Regions from separate parts of the Homo sapiens genome. Here region 2 is linked to region 1. A link is a loop called in an ENCODE intact Hi-C map of the cell type or tissue named here. Cell type or tissue: sigmoid colon. All regions are shown on one strand. Links, peaks and the distances in the headings refer to the core of each region. The heading gives the core; the rest is flanking DNA.

Region 1 (2,924 bases), core at 321-2,820:
GGAGCCTGGGTCACCCACACCTAGATTCAAATCATATACCCCTTCCGACCTGTGTGACCTTGGAAAACTATTTAACTTTTCTAAGCCCCAGTTTCCTCATCTGTAAAATGGATGAAAACAGTCTGTATCTCAAATAGTTGTTGGGAGAAATTGAATGAGATCATCATGAAGCACTATGGTGGTGATAAGCCCGCTCAGGCTTATCATAGTACTGTCTGGAACTAGAGTACATTTACTCACTTACTCACTCACTCACTCACCCACCCATCAGGAAATCCTTTTGGATTTAGCTTTAAAAACATATCCAGAGTCCTCCCTTTCTCTCTCCTCTGCCATTCCTACCACTCTGCTCTGAGGCACCCTATCATCTGTCACCTTGATTATTGCCTCATCCTTCTAACTGGTCTCTCTGCTCATTCTCCCAGAGCCTATTTTTAGTACAGCGACTAGAATGACCCTTTAAAAAGGTCAGGTCATGTCACTGCTCTGCTCAAACTGTCCAGTGGCTGACCATCTCACGCAGAGTAAAAGCTGAGGTCCTTATGATGGCTCACAACTCTCTACCTGCTGTGTCCCACCCTACTGCCTTTGACCTCCTTTCCTGTTACTCTCCCCATTACTCACGGTGCTCCAGCTGCAGGGCCTTTTTGCTGTCCTCAAATGCACCAGCAGTCTCTTGTCTAAGGCCTTTGTCTGGTCTGTCCCTTCCATCTGGATGCTCTCCCTCCAGATATCTCTGAGGCTAACTCTCTCAACTCCTTCAACTGTTTCCTCAAATTTCACTCTTTGAGGAGATCTATCTTGGCCACCCTGGTTAATCAGCACTGCTTACAATCAGAACTGTACCCTTCCAACATTCCAATATCCCTTGCCTTTTTACTTACTTATTTATTTTGTTTTTATTGTTTGTTCCCATTCAAATGTAAGCGCCATGAGGGCAGGAATTTTTGTCTCTTATGTTCAGTGATGTATCCCAAGCATCTAAAACAGTGCCTGGTAGGTACCCAATAAAATTTGGTGATTGATAGTTAATGATCTAATATTTTATAATACAATAGTTTTTCCCCCAGACCCAGAATCTGCCTCTCATTGAGTCTGCCAGGAATCTGACCACCTTCTCGAAAACCTTTGAACCAATGGCTTAGAGTCTATAAAGGAAACTGTGGGGGAAAACTTCTTCCTCCTCAGGGAAATCTGAGAAAGGCCAAACTGCACCCCAGCAACAGCTGTACCCTCTGGTACAGAAATGACTGCGGTTCCTGCTCACTGAAGGAGGATAATCCAGCATCAGACTATTCAAACTCTTTCACTTGCTTTGTTTTTGTGCCAGTATTATTGACAAGATCTGCATAACTTGAGCAAAGGAGTGGAGAAAGACAAACCTCAATAGCAGTGATTTTCCACCTTGCATAAAAGATCTGGCAGGAAAAAGAGTTTGAAATATTGACAAGAATTAGGGGTAGAGTCTGTGAGTTATCCCATTTACCCCAGATAATGGTGGGGTCATATTATCATCACCTCTAGGAAGGATGAAAGAAAACTGTGATCTCCTCAGGTTCTGTACCCTACCAAGCACACCACAGGTACATCATACACATCAATCTCAAGAAGGAGGCCATCGCTCACTCACAGACACTCAGTTCCCAGTTGTCATGCAGTAAGGAATCCTGTCAATATTAACAGGAGACATCCCCAAGGCTCTACTCCTCTGGCATATGTTCCATGAGAGACGGCTGTGGTCAGAGTCATCATAAAGTGTTAAGTACATATGAATCATAAATAGTGATGAATAGCCACATTATAAATTGTGCAAGCCTTGTTTTACTGGGATAAGATTTATACCTAAAGATACTGGAAGTGAAGTCTCCCTCTACCCTTTTAAGACCTCAGAATACTTGGCAATAAACAAAGAAAGGAAGTGGCCTGGAGAATTTATTGAGCAAAGCCCTTGACTAGACACAGCTTAGGTCATTCCTAGTGCTTCTCTCTATATAAGGCAGAGTAGGCTCCCAAGGTGATGCATGGACTCTTTCTTCATCTTCCTCAAGTGTTCTGTTCTTTTTCAATTTGGTATTTAAGGAAAGGAGCGGGGGAAGGAAGATTCTTAAGGGAGAGCGGAGTGTAGACTGCATTTCTGGGCTTCTCTTTAGAACCTGCATGTTTGAGGTAAAGCTTGAATGCTTCTAATGAATATAGAATTATTTACTGATGTAGAGCAGGCATCTACAATATTTTTCCAACCATCACTTTCGTGAGTGTGCTTAAAAAAAAAAGAAAAAGAAAAAAATAAGCCAAGCTGTTGCTCCTCCCTGCTCCTGCCTAGTCAGAACATAAGGAACAAAATAAGTGAAATCTTCATGCTTTATAATGCCCTCTCGGCAGTGCCCCCTTCACCCTGGGCCAGTGAGTCTATTTGCAAAGCTTATTTAAGATGAAAAGTGAAATGCAGTGAACAAGCTGTGTTCCTCTGCCTTGATGAATATTTTCTAAGGGAACTTTGACCAGTCTCAAACTTCTTCACAAATTCAAGAGGAAAAGGCATCAGGCTTCTAAATGGCCTGGATCAGGTTTCCATAGTAGCTTGGTTAGACAACAGACCTTTTTCCAAGAGTTATGCAGATCTTGTCAATAATGCTGGTGCAAAAACAAGAAAGCCAACAATGAGGTCTTGTTCATTTTGAGCTGAGTCATGAAAAATCGTGCACTAAAACCATCCTTGGAGAAAGACCTGATTGGTAAAACAACAGCCACTAAACTTGGAAGGAATTTCTGAAAGGAAATGTTACCCTGAAACGTACTCTGAAAGCCATTTAAAGCGATGAGAGATTTAAGAAAAATAATTTGACACCACACTTCTCAACCTCATAAAACATTTTAGAAATGAACTCATTAAAATAATTTACAGCAGGAACTAGTCTCTTAAG
Region 2 (2,924 bases), core at 273-2,772, 470 kb before region 1:
GCCCCAAAAAGTTATCTCATGCCCCTTTGCAGTCAATTGCCTCCCCCTTACCCACATATACATAATTCAATCTCTAGCAACCACTGATCTGTATTTTGTTCCTATGTTTTGCCATCTTTTAGAATGTCATCTAATTGAACTCCACAGCACATAGTCTTTCTTATATCCGACTTATTTCATGTAGCATAATGCTTTTGAGATTAATATTGTTGTATGTATAAGTAGTTCAATTATTTTTATTGCCAAGTAGTGTTCCTTTATTAATAACATTTTCTCTATCTTTTCACCAATCGATGGATATCTGGGTTGTTTCTAGTTTGGGGCTATTACGAATGTCTTTCCTCCCACCCATACTTTGTTTTTCTTAAACTAATATCTGTTGCATTATTTTGTCCTTGCATTCCTTCCTTCTAGCATAGTCTTCATTCCTGAAATTCTTTTTTCCTTTTATTTCTAATTCTTTCCTGACTTTACCTCTCTGTTAAAATCTTCCTTCTCTTCAATTATCATATTTCTGAGTTTTTAAAATTCTGATTCATGTTTTTATTTCATAGCTTCTATCATTTTCTCAATTGTTTTTGGCTCAGTTGGAAATATTAGGTATCATTTTCATTTATTTTGTGGGCATTTATTTCTGGCATGCTTTTATTGTCTGCAAAGATGTTATTCTGCTCCTTAACCTCTTTTGTAAAAAATAATAACTTTGTATGGTAATCAACTCTTTATGTTGTTCATTTTCTTCATTCCTATTGTGACTACTAATAATACTTTCAGCGACATTTACAATTACAAATAATATAGGAAAACTTCCTAAGAATATATAAAACTAAGTATAGCATCAGCAACATATATAATTATACAGCTTCTGTCATCTGCAAAAATTAGGTAACATCATTACCACTCATGAATTTTTTGAAGTCAGTATTTATCCTTACTTTACTGAAGAAAAAAACAACATACCAGAAGTTAAAAGCTTCTTCAAGTTTATAGGGAGACAACATTACAACTCTCAGCTCATAGTTATTGGAGCATATATTAAAGATGTACATAATTAGAAAAATGATCATTATCTTAATCTAAAAAATTGTTTTTTCTAAGTAGACTTTACTTTGGGCACCCTTCTTAAAAATGAAAGCAAATTTGAAATAATTATGATGCTAATGCAGTTCTAGGGTGGTAAAAGAATTTCCATCCTAAACAAATTAACTTTCTTTTATATACTTATATGTATTTGCCAAGGCTTTTCACTCACACTAACTTGCTATCAAGTAGGCAGATAGAATAAGATATGACTTTGGTCATTGGAAAATAACTGTACCATAGAATGTCTGATGTAATCCCAAAATGTCAGAGTAAATAATTGTGAGTTACTGAAATGACCAAGTCAGCTTTGCAAAATTAGGAGAAGGAGGTCTCAGGCAAGTGAATGGAAATGTTTAAATTTTTTACTTTGGCATGATATGGGTCCCAATTATATAACTAAAGTTTATAACATCTCTATCTAAACAGAGATGAAAATGCCAATGGAACAATTCAGAAATTTCATGTTTATGACGTAGATGAAAAGCATGTGGTCTGGAGACCAGGCACCGTCTGTGTAGCTTCACCAGGCGCCTGAACTCTATCAGGATGTCAGCGCCAGCAGCACACAGGGAGGAATTTCCAGCGTGGTCATCATTCTGTTTGGTTTTGCTCTCTCATCTAGTACTGTGTTGAAGTTCTAAAGTTGACCCTTTAATTAACAAGAAGGTTAAGATTTTTTTTTAGTTCAGCCTCCCCTAGCACATTACTGGGTATGATGGGAGAGGGAATACTCTCACCATATTTGTTATATTAAGAACTCTCAGTTACCCAAGGCAAGTTTCTAATTCTGAGTTACCTCTATTCCACACCAGGGCCATTTGAAGCCAAACAGTGAAGAAGATGTAATAGGGTTCAGAATCCTCAAGACCTTACCTGATACTGCTAAAAATGTCCATTGCCAAGGGAGCTTCAGCCTTTCCCCCTTTCCCACTTGATCAATATCTACCTTTTCTATATTGGATTTCCTCAGGCCCTACTCAGTAGATACCACTCAGTAGTAGTCCAGCCTTGTCTTCACCAAGAAACGTCTATTGTGCCTGTTCAACAAATTAAATTTATTCAGAAATGATTTGTTTTTTTCCATTTAATCAGTGACACATTTAACTGCTGCTCAGAGTTCCCTGACTAATATGATATAAGAGATGCTAGCTACCTTGTGGATTTGATATAATTTCAGACAGAGGGCAATAAAAAAAGTCTGTCTATGAAGTTACATCTTGGCTAAATTTATAATTTCCATCCCATATTTTGAAGTTTTAAAAGTATTTTGAAGACTACCATTTATTTCAACATCATAAGTTGAAGATCATTGATTTTTTCATATAAATTATTTCTCCTAATGCATGTAATTCCCTCCTCTTGGGTAAGTTAGTATCTTCCTTTGATTAAAAATGCATAAAATTATTAGCACAAAAGAAACAGCACGTCCATTAAGAGTTATATTTGGGGTCCTTGGACAAGATCCTCTTCTCTGACTCTGGTCACGACCAGTCCTACCTGCCAACCACAGATACATGATAATTTAAGGTACCTATTTTGAGACAGATATTTTGACCCAGCCATTTGACAAACCATTATCGAATGATAACATGTACTTGATTGACTTAGATTACACATCCACAAAAATTTCAATTTGATAGCATAATTCACTTTAAAAGACTTGTCATCAGCTAAATATTTTTGTTATTTGATAATAAAACAAAAAATTTTGCATGTTTACTTCTGAAAACAGTTGTATTTGGTGATTTGTTTAAATAGTATTATAGCTTTGTGCTTGTATTTTGGTTTTTGTAAAAAGATTTTGATCTCTTTGGTTTTTTTGAAGTCAAAATTAAACTATA

What was found. Peaks named below come from ENCODE experiments on the same cell type or tissue, not always from the same donor. Only the 100,000 strongest peaks of a DNase experiment are listed, where the experiment ranks them.
Region 2: it touches region 1 in a loop (6-fold over the local background); 1 of 110 quality-filtered maps calls a loop at or near these places.

What each region holds. Positions count from the first base shown.
Region 1 is chr14:31,991,172-31,994,095 of GRCh38, reverse strand. No RefSeq gene overlaps it. Among named protein-coding and RNA genes, the nearest start is that of LINC02313, 48 kb to the right of the region's middle. In sigmoid colon, for the core only: no CTCF peak of the experiment used is centred there; no DNase peak of the experiment used is centred there.
Region 2 is chr14:32,456,362-32,459,285 of GRCh38, reverse strand. The region is part of intron 2 of AKAP6 (A-kinase anchoring protein 6); the gene reads right to left. Among named protein-coding and RNA genes, the nearest start is that of AKAP6, 130 kb to the right of the region's middle. In sigmoid colon, for the core only: no CTCF peak of the experiment used is centred there; a DNase peak (open chromatin) is centred at 1,625.